2 separate regions of the Homo sapiens genome follow, and region 2 is linked to region 1. Evidence: chromatin contacts called from ENCODE Hi-C data. All regions are on one chromosome and are shown on one strand. Each heading gives the region's core, a stretch centred on a gene start or an enhancer-like site at or near the end of the contact. The rest is flanking DNA. Distances are from core to core; before and after follow the strand shown. Region 1 has its middle 20 kb from the start of PRDM10. Region 2 overlaps LINC02551 (long intergenic non-protein coding RNA 2551).

Evidence for each region. Hi-C counts contacts between places; a loop is a spot of excess contacts on that map. Pooled maps may share reads with other maps.
Region 2: a map with no recorded cell type shows a loop between it and region 1 (9-fold over the local background). The contact joins two enhancer-like sites. A Hi-C loop is called at or near these places in 8 of 37 single-sample maps with no recorded cell type and 4 of 50 pooled maps.

Annotation. Positions count from the first base shown.
Region 1 is chr11:130,019,325-130,026,315 of GRCh38, reverse strand. No RefSeq gene overlaps it. Among named protein-coding and RNA genes, the nearest start is that of PRDM10, 20 kb to the right of the region's middle. RefSeq lists a silencer at 2,791-2,870 and an enhancer at 6,830-6,879. Within about 2 kb of position 2,840, at least 4 of the 41 ENCODE cell types and tissues checked have a DNase peak (open chromatin) inside an H3K27ac peak, as active enhancers do.
Region 2 is chr11:130,844,781-130,851,771 of GRCh38, reverse strand. It overlaps LINC02551 (long intergenic non-protein coding RNA 2551), which reads left to right. Exons shown (of 6, transcript NR_125383.1): 4 at 4,730-4,909; 5 at 5,581-5,645; 6 at 6,736-6,991. Among named protein-coding and RNA genes, the nearest start is that of LINC02551, 14 kb to the left of the region's middle. Within about 2 kb of position 2,436, at least 2 of the 41 ENCODE cell types and tissues checked have a DNase peak (open chromatin) inside an H3K27ac peak, as active enhancers do.

The DNA of each region.
Region 1 (6,991 bases), core at 1,591-4,090:
TTTATTCTCTAACCTGGGGGAACACTTTTAAACAAATCACATGTGGATGAACTGAACGAGTAGGTCATGAACACAATATGAATAGTTGAGATGTTCGTGTGCGTATGTGACTTTTGTGTGAAAAAACAAAATTTAAAAATATTTCTTCTAGACCGGGCGTGGTGGCTCACGCCTGTAATCCCAGTACTTTGGGAGGCTGAGGTGGGTGGATCACAAGGTCAGGAGTTCGAGACCAGCCTGACCAACATGGTGAAACCCCGTCTCTACTAAAAACACAAAAATTAGCCAGGTGTGGTGGCGCGTGCCTGTAATCCCAGCTACTCAGGAGGCTGAGGCAGGAGAATTGCTTGAACCCAGGAGACAGAGGTTGCAGTGAGCCAAGATCATGCAACTGCACTCTAGCTTGGATGGCAGAGCAAGACTACACCTCAAAAAAAAAAAAATTTCTTCTAGAAACCTAGTCACCAGCAATGATTGCATTTTTAGGTATCAGTGATTAATGCTTCTTCTTGGTGAGGAAATAAAATATGTAAACTTAAAAAAATTTGATTGTGTCTTGACTACAGTGAAAAGCAATTGGGTGCCATATTGAAATGTGAAGAGAAGACTTGAAAGGGAAGACACTCAGTTCTCAAGCTCTCTGTTGGTTTTTTTAAATATGATAAGAAAGAGCAGTTAAGAGAACATTTACATTCCATGACCACATGAGTAGAGTAAATAAAAAACACTGCTAAGGAGGAGAAAAGGTCCTAAGATTAAATCCATGCAGGACCAGTCTGTCTCTTGCTGTTTGCTGAGAGGGAACAACAAGCTCAAGCAACTTAAAATCTAAACATGAACTATCAGCCGGGCTCAGTGGTTCACACCTGTAATCCCAGCACTTTGGGAGGCAAAGGCAGGCAAATCACCTGAGGTGAGGAGTTTGAGACCAGCCTGGGCAACATGGTGAAACCCCATCTCTACTAAAAATACAAAAATTAGCTGGGCGTGGTGGTGGGTGCCTATAGTCCCAGCTACTCAGGAGGCTGAGGCAGGAGAATCACTTGAACCTGGGAGGCAGAGGTTGCAGTGAGCTGAGATCATGCCACTGCACTCCAGCCTGGGTGACAGAGTGAGACTCCGTCTCAAAACTAACAAACAAACAAAACCATGAAGTATTATAGTATGTATCAGGGTACAGTGGAGTTTCTCCTCATTTCTTGCTGTCTCTTTTAATGAAGTGTGGTTTTACTAACAGAGAAGGATTATTTTTCTAACCAATAGCACTTAGTTTCCTCTCAGTGTTTAAAACTTTGCATCCATGTCCCTCAAGTATGTCACTGTCGGCTGGGCACTGTGGCTCACACCTGTAATCCCAGCACTTTGGGGGGGGCGGAGGCAGGCGGATCACTTGAGGTCAGGAGTTTGAGACCAGCCTGGGCAACACGGTGAAACCCCGTCTCTACTAAAAATACAAAAATTAGCCGGACGTGGTGGTGGGCACCTGTAGTCCCAGCTACTCAGGAGACTGAGGCAGGAGAATTGCTTGAACCCAGGAGGCAGAGGTTGCAGTGAGCTGAGATTGCACCACCACACTCTAGCCTGGGTGACAGAGCAAGACTCCATCTCAACAACAACAAAGAATGTCACTGTCTTTTTAGTCTTCTCACAGGCTTTATTGCCATATGTGCTGGAAAAATCCATCCAAATTCTTTTCATCTGATTTGCATGAGCAATATCTATTTCTGAGGATTATTCATGGATTACCCATAAATATTCAGAACAATGTTCCTGTAGATCTTAATCTTTGCTATATTTGGCTTAGGGTTTTGTTTTCCAAAAAATTTTCCATTTCCTTTCTCCCATTCATCATAAGATTCTCCCTAGTTTACCATTTGGTCAGCCACGATATTTGCAATCTCACTTGGATCAAATGGGACCATGTATATGGAAGGCTCTGTGTGTTGTAGAACACTATACAGAAAGAAGAGTTTTACTCCAGATAGAAATATTTTGCCCTGTATTGCGTTTTTAAAATTAAGCTTTAAGTAAACAACAAAAAAGATGTCTGAATGTTTCATCAGTGAAAATTCTTAGAAAGTATTTTCTATCTGGCCGGGCGCTGTGGCTCAAGCCTATAATCCCAGCACTTTGGGAGGCCGAGGCGGGCGGGTCACAAGGTCAGGAGATCGAGACCATCCTGGCTAACACAGTGAAACCCCGTCTCTACTAAAAATACAAAAAAAAAAAAAAAATTAGCCGAGCATGGTGGCAGTCGCCTGTAGTCCCAGCTACTCTGGAGGCTAAGGCAGGAGAATGGCATGAACCCGGGAGGCGGAGCTTGCAGTGAGCCAAGATCACGCCACTGCACTCCAGCTTGGGCAACAGAGCAAGACTTCATCTCAAAAAAAAAAAAAAGAAAGTATTTTCTATAATGTTTTCGGGGAGCTGTCATTTAAAACACGAATCATTCATATCTTCTTAGCCTACTCTACTAAAGGTTTTGTGTTTGTTTTTGTTTTTCTCTTTCCATTTTCCTTCCCAGTACTACTTCTCTGTTCCTGTTTGTAAGGAAAGCAAGCAAACCACTGGCCCAAAGTATACAACTGTTTTTCTCTTCCATCCCTATTATGTTCTTTTGTCATTTTCCCTATTATTGTTCAGCTAGCCATCAAGCCAAATTATAAACATGGGGGAAGATGATGGCAAAAGGCCACTGTTGGTTTAAAACAGGCTGGAAAGCAACCTTCTCCAACAAACAGGTAGCAATCCAACACAGGTGAAAGCACACAAAGGGGCTGCTGGGCTGTGACCCATGAACTCCCTTGGGACCAACTGGTGTGATCAGAGGAAAGACAATCGCAGATTGCTCAGTTGTGTTTCCTGCTGTCAGTGAGGAGTAGTGATAATCAAAACTAGGCTTGGCAAGTGAACAGACCATAGGCAAAGTGGTGGAGCCAGTCAAGCGTGTCTGGGGCAGAAGCCTTGACCTCAGGCATTCCAGAAATCATTTCTAACAATTGAGTCATCTCACACATCTCATTTTTTGAAGGATCAAGTTAAGTGCATAGTAGGTTCACCATAAACTTGTATTTTTCTTTGGCATTTCCTGTGATTTTTGTTACTCTTTATGGAAAACTATTAATTTGTATTTTGTGTCTAGTCACCAAACTCTTGTAGACTTAACTGTATACTCTGCAAGTAACGATAATTTTGTTTTCTCTTTTCTAATAATTATCTCTTATTTTTGTTCTATATTTTATTGCATTGGTTTGAATTTCCAAGGCAGTGCTGTTGGTTTGCAGAGACAGGGTTTCACTCTGTTGCCCAGGCTGAATGCAGTAGTATAACCACACCTCACTGCAGTCTCACACTCATGGGCTCAAGCAATCCCAGCCTCAGCCTCCAGAGTGGCTACTACTACAAGTGTGTGTTACCATCCCTGGCTAATTTTTCAGTGTTTTGTGGAGAGTGGGGTATAGCTATGTGTCTGGAATTGGTGGGTTCTTGGTCTCACTGACTTCAAGAATCAAGCCGCTGACCCTCGCGGTGAGCATTACAGTTCTTAAAGGCGGTGTGTCCGGAGTTTGTTCCTTCTGATGTTCGGATGTGTTCGCGGTTTCTTCCTTCTGGTGGGTTCGTAGTTTTGCTGGCTCAGGAGCGAAGCTGCAGACTTTCGCGGTGAGTGTTACAGCTCTTAAGGCGGTGTGTCTGGAGTTGTTCGTTCCTCCCGGTTGGTTCGTGGTCTCGCTGGCTTCAGGAGAAAAACTGCAGACTTTCACGGTGAGTGTTACAGCTCTTCAGGCAGTCTGGACCCAAAGAGTGAGCAGCAGCAAAATTTATTGCAAAGAGAGAAAGAACAAAGCTCCCACGGTGTGGAAGGCGACCCGAGCGGGTTGCCACCGCTGGCTCGGGCAGCCTGCTTTTATTCTCTTATCTGGCCCCACCCACGTCCTGCTGATTGGTAGAGCCCAGTGGTCTGTTTTGACAGGGTGCTGATTGGTGCGTTTACAATCCCTGAGCTAGACACAAAGGTTCTCCACGTCCCCACCAGATTAGCTAGATACAGAGTGTCGACGCAAAGGTTCTCCAAGTCCCCACCAGAGTAGCTAGATACAGAGTGTCGATTGGTGCACTCACAAACCCTGAGCTAGACACAGGGTGTTGACTTGTGTGTTTACAAACCTTGAGCTAGATACAGAGTGCCGACTGGTGTATTTACAATCCCTTAGCTACACATAAAGGTTCTCCACGTCCCCACCAGACTCAGGAGCCCAGCTGGCTTCACCCAGTGGATCCCGCACCGGGGCTGTGCACCCTGCGCCCTCACTCCTCAGCCCTTCGGTGATCGATGGGACTGGGCGCGTGGAGCAGGGGGCGGCTCTCGTCGGGGAAGCTCGGGCCGCACGGGAGCCCACGGAGTGGGGGGAGTCTCAGGCATGGCGGGCTGCAGGTCCCCAGCCCTGCCCCGCGGGAAGGCAGCTAAGGCCCGGCGAGAAATTGAGCACAGCAGCTGCCGGCCCGGGCGCTAAGCCCCTCACTGCCCAGGGCTGGTAGGGCCGGCCGGCTGCTCCGAGCGCGGGGTCCGCCCAGCCCACGCCCACCCGGAACTCGCGCTGGCCCGCAAGCGCCGCACGCAGCCTGGGTTCCCGCCTGCGCCTCTCCCTCCACACCTCCCCGCAAGCTGAGGGAGCGGGCTCCGGCCTTGGCCAGCCCAGAAAGGGGCTCCCAGAGTGCAGCGGCGGGCTGAAGGGCTCCTCAAGTGCCGCCAAAGTGGGAGCCCAGGCAGAGGAGGCCCCGAGAGTGAGCGAGGGCTCTGAGGACTGCCAGCACGCTGTCACCTCTCAGCTACATTGCCCAGGCTGGTCTTGAATGCTTGGGTCTCAATCAATCTTCCTACCTTAGCCTCCCAAAGTGTTGGGATTACAGGCATGAGCCATTGTGTTCAGCCTCAAGGCAGTGTTAAATAATATATGGGGCATCGTTGTCACCTCTTTTTTTTTTTTTTTTTTTTTTGAGACAGAGTCTCGCTCTGTGGCCCAGGCTGGAGTGCACTGGCACCATCTCTGCTCACTGCAAGCTCCGCCTCCCGGGTTCATGCCATTCTCCTGCCTCAGCTTCCTGAGTAGCTGGGACTACAGGTGCCCACCACTGCGCCCGGCTAATTTGTTTGTATTTTTAGTAGAGACGGGGTTTCCCCGTGTTAGCCAGGATGGTCTCAATCTCCTGACCTCGTGATCTGCCCTCCTCGGCCTCCCAAAGTGCTGGGATTACAGGCGTGAGCCACCGCGCCTAGCTGTCACCTCCTTCAAAAAAAACAACAACAACAAATAGAGACGAGGTTTGTTACCCTCGCTATGTTGCCCAGGTTGGTCTCGAACTCCTGTACTCAAGTGATCCTCCCGCCTCAGCCTACCACAGTGCTGAGATTACAGATGTGAGCCACCATGCTTGGCTCTATTTTTCTTTTTATCATCTATTTTTTTATAGGAATGCTTCAGTTGATTATCATAAGTAGGATATTGTAGAGGGTTGAATTTTATCCCCCTAAAAAGATATTCAAGGTCTAATCCCCCTCCCCCTCCTCATACCTGTGAACGCAACCTTCTTCAGGAATAGGGCCTTTGTAGATGTAATAAGTTAAGATGAGTTTATACTTGATAAGGGTGGACCCTATATACAATGATTGTTGTCCTTGTAGGGAGAGGGAGATCTGGAAATGAATACAGTTCAGGCAAGACGGGCAGGTGAAGAAGGCAGAAGCAGAAAGTGAAGTGATGAAACTGCAAGTCAAGGAATTCCAAGGATTGCTGGCGAACACAGGAATTTAGGAAGAGGCAAGAAAGAATTCCTTCCCAGAGACTTCTGAGGGAATACAGCCTTGCCGATAGCTTATTTCAGCCTTCTAGATTTCAGAGCTGGGAGAGAATGAATGTCTGTTGTTTCAATCTTCCAGTTTATGGTAGTTTGTTCCTAGGAAACTAATACGTATATTGTTTATCTTTGAAAATAGGTATTTGAGAACATTTCTACTTCTCTTTGACTAGGATATTTTGTAAAATTAATAAGGAATAAGCACTCTTTAATCAAATAAGTTTTTTGCATCTTGCTTGCTAAAATGTATGCATTTTTTAAAAAGTATGTATTTTAGTTTTAAAATTGTCTGTATATGTATATGCACATGAATTTAATATTTTATATAAATCCATAAATGCAATCATGTTATATATCTTGAATTTTATGTTTTTCATATTGTGGTCTTTTTCTTCTCGTTTTGCTTTGCACGCTCCTCTTCTCCTGCCCCTCTGCCTACTTCACCCTAATCCACATACCCAGGTAACTGTATATTCACAGATGTTTATATATTTGCATACACACACACACACACACACACAGAGATTTTTTTTTCATTATTTGTTTTACAAAATGAAATATCACACATGTGATGGTCAACTTCATGTGTCAACTTGATTATTCCCTCAGTTACTAATCTAGCTGTTGCTGTGATTAAAGTCCATAATCAATGACTTTTAGTAAAGGAGAATATCTTAGATAATCTGGTTGGGCCTCATCCAATCAGTTGAAAGGCGTTAAGAGTTGAACTGAGTTTGCCGGGCGTGGTGGCTCACGCCTGTAATCCCGGCACTTTGGGAGGCCGAGGTGGGCGGATCACCAGGTCAGGAGATCAAGACCATACTGGCTAACACGTTGAAACCCCGTCTCTACTAAAAATACAAAAATTAGCCAGGCGTGGTGGCGGTTGCCTGTAGCCCAGCTGAGGCAGGAGAATGCTGTGAACCTGGGAGGCGGAGCTTGCAGTGAGCCGAGATCGCGCCACTGCACTCCAGCCTGGGCGACAGAGCGAGAGATTCCGTCTCAAAAAAAAAAAAAAAAAAAAAAAAGAGTAGAACTGAGGTTTCTGGGAAGAAGAAATTCCACCTGCGGGTAGCAGCCTCAGCCCATGCCAGAGAGTGCCACCTGCCCTTCCTTGTGGCCTGCTCTATGGATTCAG
Region 2 (6,991 bases), core at 1,187-3,686, 830 kb before region 1:
CATAACAAGTAGTACATGACTGCTTGGCCTTCTGCAAAGTCTACTGTGAGCCTCTGAAAGCAGAGCTTGTGTCTTGTTTACTGCTCTCCTCCCAGCACAGAGAGTGGCACAGAGGAGGGACCCAATAAATACAATTTGTAAACTTCTAGTTTAAAGTAATGATGATAGACTCAAAGAAAAATTGCAAAAACCTTTCCTAGCTTTCTCTTACATTGACATCTTATAAAACCTTAGTAAAATTATTAAAACCAGGAAATTATCATTTATACAATACTCTTAGCTAATCTACAGACCTTATTTGAATTTCACCAATTTTCCCACCAGTGGCCTTTTTCTTATCCACATTGCATTTAGTCAGTATGTCTTCTTAATCTCCTCCAATCTGTGAGCTAGGTCCTCAGTCTTTCTTCTCTTTAATGACATTGATATACTTTTATTTTATAGAATGTTCCACCATCTGGGTGTGTGTCTGGTGTTTTCTCAAGGTTCGATGGAGGTTGTGCCTTTTTAGCAATACTCACAGTGGTGTTATGTCCTTCTCAGTGCATAGTATCCAGAGGCACATGATGCCACTGTACCTTACACCGGTCATTTGCTTATGGGGAAGGCTGTCAAGTTTCCCCTCTGTAAAGTTAACTGTTTTTCTTTTTGCAATTAATAAGCATCATGTGAGGAGATACTTTAAGAGCGATTAATATATTTTAATACATCAAAGGACAGAATCTGAAAGAAAGAGGTAAGTATGAGTTCCGTGCCTGCATTTAAAAAGCATACAGAAAGGATAAAATAGAGAAAGTGAGACACCAAATGAGATAGCAGGATGGATTTAGGCTACCAGCATCACTGCACTTTCAGGAAACATTCAGAGAACTACAGTTTCTGGGTCCTGGGGTTGAGAGTCCTCTTCCTTTTGCTCAGGAGACCACCCTGGGATAGCATGTTCAGATCTGGGCACCATCCTTTAAGTTGAGTACAGTCACATTACGTCAAAAGTGCATTTACGTTACCCAAATTCTACCATGCAACCTCAGCAAAAAAGAAAGACAACCATCTAAATTGTGTTTACAAGAGAGTAATCCTAGTTATATGTTTGTGCATCCAACCCTTCTTTATCCTACTGATCTCATATTTTATATTTACATTTTAAGAACAACCAAACAGGTTTTCAAGAGTGAGGTGGCTTAACACAATTTCCACTTATGCTCAATGTTCTCCACGGAGAACAATTCCTGTGAAAAGTGTGACTCCAATATGTAACAAACTAGAGCCTGTCCAGAGAGGTGAGCAAACAGATTTTGGTCTGCTGCGGAGGATTAAAGGAATGGCAGGTGCTCACATTTAGAAAGGCAACACTCACGGAAGTGCAGAGTAGTCATCTTACTCAGCTCAGGCTGACTAACAAAATGCCATAGCAGACTGGCTTTAACAACAGACATTTATTTTCTCACGATTCTGAAGGTTGGGAAGTCCAAGATCCAGGTGCCAGCCAATTTAGTTCTGTTGAGGACCCTCTTCCTAACTTACAGATGTCCTCCTTCTCACTGTGTCCTCACATGGTGGAGAGAGAAGGGCACATGAGAGAGAAAGGGAATTAAGAATAAGGATGCAAATTCTGCCAGATCAGGTCCCTACCCTTATAGTCTAATTTAACCTTAATTACCTGCATAAAGGCCCTATCTCCAAACATAGCCACATTGGAAGTTAGGAGTTCAACACATGAATTTGTGGGGGACACAAACATTGAATCCATAGCTGTAGTTATCCTCAAATGTTTCTTAGTCCATTACTTGTATAACAGGATGTTCAAGTGGGACTTCTCTTTATTGTCTCACTGTCTGCTAAAGCCCTAACACTAACCACAATAGGTGCCAACTACCTTCAAATTTAGAGAAAGGGGCAAGACCAATAATTTGTTCTGCTTGCGTTGGTCTATCACTCATCTCCAGATGATATAAGAAAAGACTAAGTATCCGTTAAGGAGGAGCAACAAATGGTAAGCTTTCTTCAGGAAGAAAGTTGTAGCCTGGGCAACAAAGCGAGACCCCATCTCTCCAAAAAAAAAAAAAAAAAAAAAAATCAGCCAGGTGTGGTGGTACATGCCTTTGGTCCCAGCTACTCAGGACCTGAGATGGGAAGGCTGAGATGGGAAGACTGCTTGAGTCTAGAAGATTGAGGCTGCAGTGAGCCATGATTGCACCATTGCACTCCAGCCTGGGCAACAGAGCAAAATTCTGCCTAAAAAAAAAAGTAAAGAAAGTTGTATGCTGAAATGCCCTCCTAATCCTCCACTACTCAGGCCAACTGAGATGAGTTTCAAAGAACCTCTAACAGGCTTGCCATATATTCCTTGGAATTGGGGCAGATTCTGGAACTGGTATCTGAGTCACACTTACTTGGAAGAAAATCTGAAGGAGGGAGTTTCTGGCTGTGGGCAGGGAGTAGAAGCTGTGCTGGCAGACTGAAGGGAGCTATGCAAACGGCAGCGCAAAAACACATGTTTCTCAAGGTCCACATGTGAATCCTGAGGAAGAGACCAGCATGAGGCAGTTTGAAAACTCTATCCAAGAGGACCACTGGAATTAGGGAGGGAGTGCAGGGTGGATGACCCCAGCAGAAGGAGACTGCAGTGAACCACCAGCCATGGGCTGGGCGAATGTCATCAACTTCTAGCCAAAGGAGGCATCCCTGCACCAGAAAACCGCAGTTGAGAGTCCCCAGAGGAGGAGCTTAGAAGAACCCAGAGATGTACCCATGAAAGAAAAGAGGAGCACTTGAGTGCTCAGCTCAGAGAGCCCTTAAACGCCGGATCACACCTGGGCCTACCAAGTAAGGAAGACCTTTCCCATCCACTGCCCTTCTCCTTCTACCCCTGGCCAGCCCTGAAGGAGCCAACAGCAACATGAAGAGTGGGAGGTAGATCAGCCAGGAGAACAAAGAAAAGAAGCAAGTCTCTGCAAGTTTCCCAGCCCCAGCCAGGGCAAAGGTAGTGATTGACAGCTTGGAGTTTAATAAAATATTGAACTGGGCTTTTAATATATGCAAAAGACCAGAATATTCCATGGGATCTGCAGGAAGGAAGAAGGAATTGAAAAAGAGTTATAACACAAAGTGGAGGAAAAATAGTTTCCTTCTATTAACACTGTACCAAATCCAGTCATTCAGAAACAAAACAGAAAGTTCCCTACGCCGCCAACTTTCTGGGTTGCTTACCTGTAAAGCCACACAGAGCTCTGCAGTTAGAAGGGTTCCACCCTTGGCTTAATGCTCTGTTACCATCTTGAAATTCTTAGTAATTTTTAACATGGGCCCCACATTCTCATTTTGCACTGGGCCCTGCAAATTACATAGCCAGTCCTAGTAACATATGTAACAGGGACTTAGCCTTGTTCTATGTGACCCCAGTTGGTAGAATGGAACCAATTAGTGGGAGGTTAAAAAAACAAACAAACAAAAAAAAAAAACAGATTTTAGCTCAATGCAGTAGTCCCCACTTATTCACAGGGAATATGTTCCAAGACACCCAGTGGATGCCTGAAACCTAGGATAGTACCAACCCCAACTATGTTTTTTTCCTATACATACATATCTATGATAAAGTTTGGGGTGCAACAGCAAAACTATATGAATTTTTTTCTTCTTCACAATTTCACAGGTAAAAAAATTCATTCTCACTGTAGATCTCAGCAACTTTAATATTGCAATTTTTATTCTTTCGTTATTAAGTCAAGAGCTCTCACCTTTTCACTTAACGAAAGCACTTCCCAGCTTCTCCTAGGCATGTTCAAATGGCCAGCATCACTACTTTTGTTCTTTGGAGCCACTGTTCAGTAAAATAAGGGTCACTTGAACACAAGCACTGCAAAACAAATGACAGTCAATCTAATAACCAAGACGGCTCCTATGTGACTCATGGGTGAGTAGCGCAGACAGCATGGACATGCCAGACAACGGGATGATTCACGTCCTGGGTGAGATGGAGTAGGACTGCATGAGATTTTTATCATGCCATTCAGAAGGGCATGCAATTTAAAACTTACGTGTATTTCTGAGATTTGCCATTTACTATTTCTGGACTGCGGTTAAGCACAGGTAACTAAAACTGTAGAAAGTGAAACTGCAGATAAGGGAGACTACTGTATCGGGACAAGTTTGTTAATACTCATAGCTACCCAGATTGGGATAGGCAGTGTAAAGGAGTCAGAGCTTCTGTTCATCAGAATCCATACGGCAGAGGTGGGTCAGCCTTTTGGCACTCTAGGGCCTCCAAAATCCTTTTCAGCCCTGGGATTATCTGATTCTTTGATTAATGAATGTCTTTCAAGATGCCTACCTTACCAACTTAACCAGGAAATGAATTCACTAGTACTGTGACCAGGTAAGAGTATTTCCAAGGGCAGCCTATGAGCCCTCAATGGATGGAGTTTCACTAATTCCCTCTGTTTCTGTCTAAGTTGTGAGGTATTTTCCTTTAATGAGAACATTATTGCCATTACTCACTGTATTTTTTTTGTTCGTTGTTAGTTGGATCTTATTATGGCTGGCACATCATGGCTCCTTTATTCCAAGAAGAAGTCTTTTAAAACATCCCAGAAAGTATCTAGGGCTTAAAGCCACTTTCATTAATCATTATTTTGACAATGAAGCATAAACAAACTGACAAATATTGTTTAAATTTAACATTAAAATTCAATGTGTATGTCTCAGTTATTGTTGTCATTCTTATTTTCAGTCAGGGAGATGGTTCCAGGAGAAGAAAAGAAAGTCAGTTGCTTTCTGAGATCAGGTGGGAAGTTTATCCTGTCAACTCCACCTTTAGAGTGCTAGTCTCTGGAGCCACAAGGACTGAAACTCTGCTTCAGAGACCCACCACTGATGACAACCATCAGGCTCAGGAACTGAAAAGAAATGGGTATGCTTGATCATGCTTAGTAAACACGTTTCACTACTGACTCACTTCTCCTGTGTGTTGGAAAACGTTGAGCTTCTTTCATACCATATTTTGGCCTTGACCTTTGTAGCATTTAGCCTCCCTACAATGGGGTCTATGTGTTTCCACACCCTCAGAGCAGGCCCCTAATTATAGCCATCCATTAAACTGTCAGAAAGAAATCCTCAACTCAATCATGTCTTTATCAAACTCTGGCTGTCAGTGGGGTCAAGTGAGGCGTCAAGTCTGACCTGCCCGGAGCCCCTGTCATGTGCTCATCTCACACTCACTGGGGTCTTTGTGACCAGGCAGGCTAGACAGCCACCTGGCCACCCCCAGCCCAGTCCCCTCTCCCACTGCATTGCCCAGACAGGGCGGAGCCAAGGGAGGCTCTCAAGCTCAGATAATGGGGCTGACATAATGTAAGGCCTTCTCCTTGACCTTATCTTGGGGTATTTTGTGCAAAGAAGTTGTATGGGGTTGGCAAAGTCCTAAATTGGAAATGGGGACTCTACTAAACAGGGAGGAATCTAGTTTCAGGGGAAAAAAATTATTCGGTTTGGACCTGCTTTTGGAGATTATGCAATAGAATCAGAGGATTTTATCACTACAAAGGAAATTGTACCTGTCTAACCCTTTATTTTACATTTCAGTGCAAATGTGGCCGAGGGACTTGGGTTTTACATTTATTGCCGAGTCTGGTTTTCTTGAGTTTCAGGTGAGTAATATTTTAAAGGGAGCTCCATAAGAATGAGGTTAATCCAAGGTTGTCATATGTGGCTTTATATTATTCTCTAGTTGGTTCACACAAATTTGTTTTGTCTCCCATACAAGATCATAAAATTCTTCAAGGATAAAGGTTATTTCTCCTCTGTAGCCCATAGTGTTAAGAAAGAACTTAAAGTATTTGTTGAGAGTTAGCAATGCTCTTTACTCATTTGTTCTGTATTTGAGTGTGTGTGTGTATGTATGTGTGTGTGTGTGTGTTCCTGTGTGTCTCCCCAGATAACTTATAAACACTACCTGCAAATTAAAATAGAACCACCGTGTTTTATTGCTAGTCCTATCACCGCATTTAAAAGACGAGGACATTGAGATCCAGGGAAGTTAAGTTACTTGCACAAGAATATTCAACAAGAATATGATTTAAACTCGGATCCACTTACAGCCCATTCAGTATTCTCCCCACAGTACCAAGTCCCCTTCTTGTTCTAACACATTGGTAGATAAATGTTGACGGGTACAAAAAAAGAAGACATCAGAAATAGGTGGGGTGAATCAGCCCTTAACTATTAACATTACTATTGTTATTAGCAATACCTTAAATATTACCCTGCCCATACAGCTGTTAAACTATTAAGATAAACACTCTTAACAGTTTCATGTATACCCCCACATAAACAATAACTGAAAGCAAGTTTGTGCCATATATATATGTGCATTTATATATAAATATATATGCATTTTCAGTTACACACACACACATATATGCATTTTCAATTACACAAGAGGAATTTTGCCATATATGTTGCTCTGTACTTTACTCTTTTCAATTGATGATATTCCTTAGAGATCTTTCTGTATCAGCACATGCAGATCTAATTCACACTTTTCAAAGGGCATTTATGGTTGGATATACCATAACTTATTTAACCACTCCCCTACTCATGGGCACTTCGGTTGTTTCCAGATTTATGCTAAGAAATGTGTACCTTTAACAACCTCTCCTGGAGGGGTTTTAAGTCACTAGCTTGACATGAGATCGGTATTTTGAAATCACCAATAGTCGTATGCCTTTATTTTTACAGATGATAAAATTGAAGCCCAGAGAAGCTTGGGAGCCTCAACTATTAATGGAAAAACCATAACTAGAACTGAGTTTTCCTGAGACATTTTTTACTATTCATTCCCCTGCTCTTGGGCCACTCCAGGGCACTGAGCACACTTGCTTTGGCTATTTGGAGAAGAGGCCAATAGACACAACTGGCTTCATCTTCAGGGACACCCAATATCTGGCAGCCCTCAGCCCCAGCGGAGTCTTTATTGAAAGAACTGATTCATAGA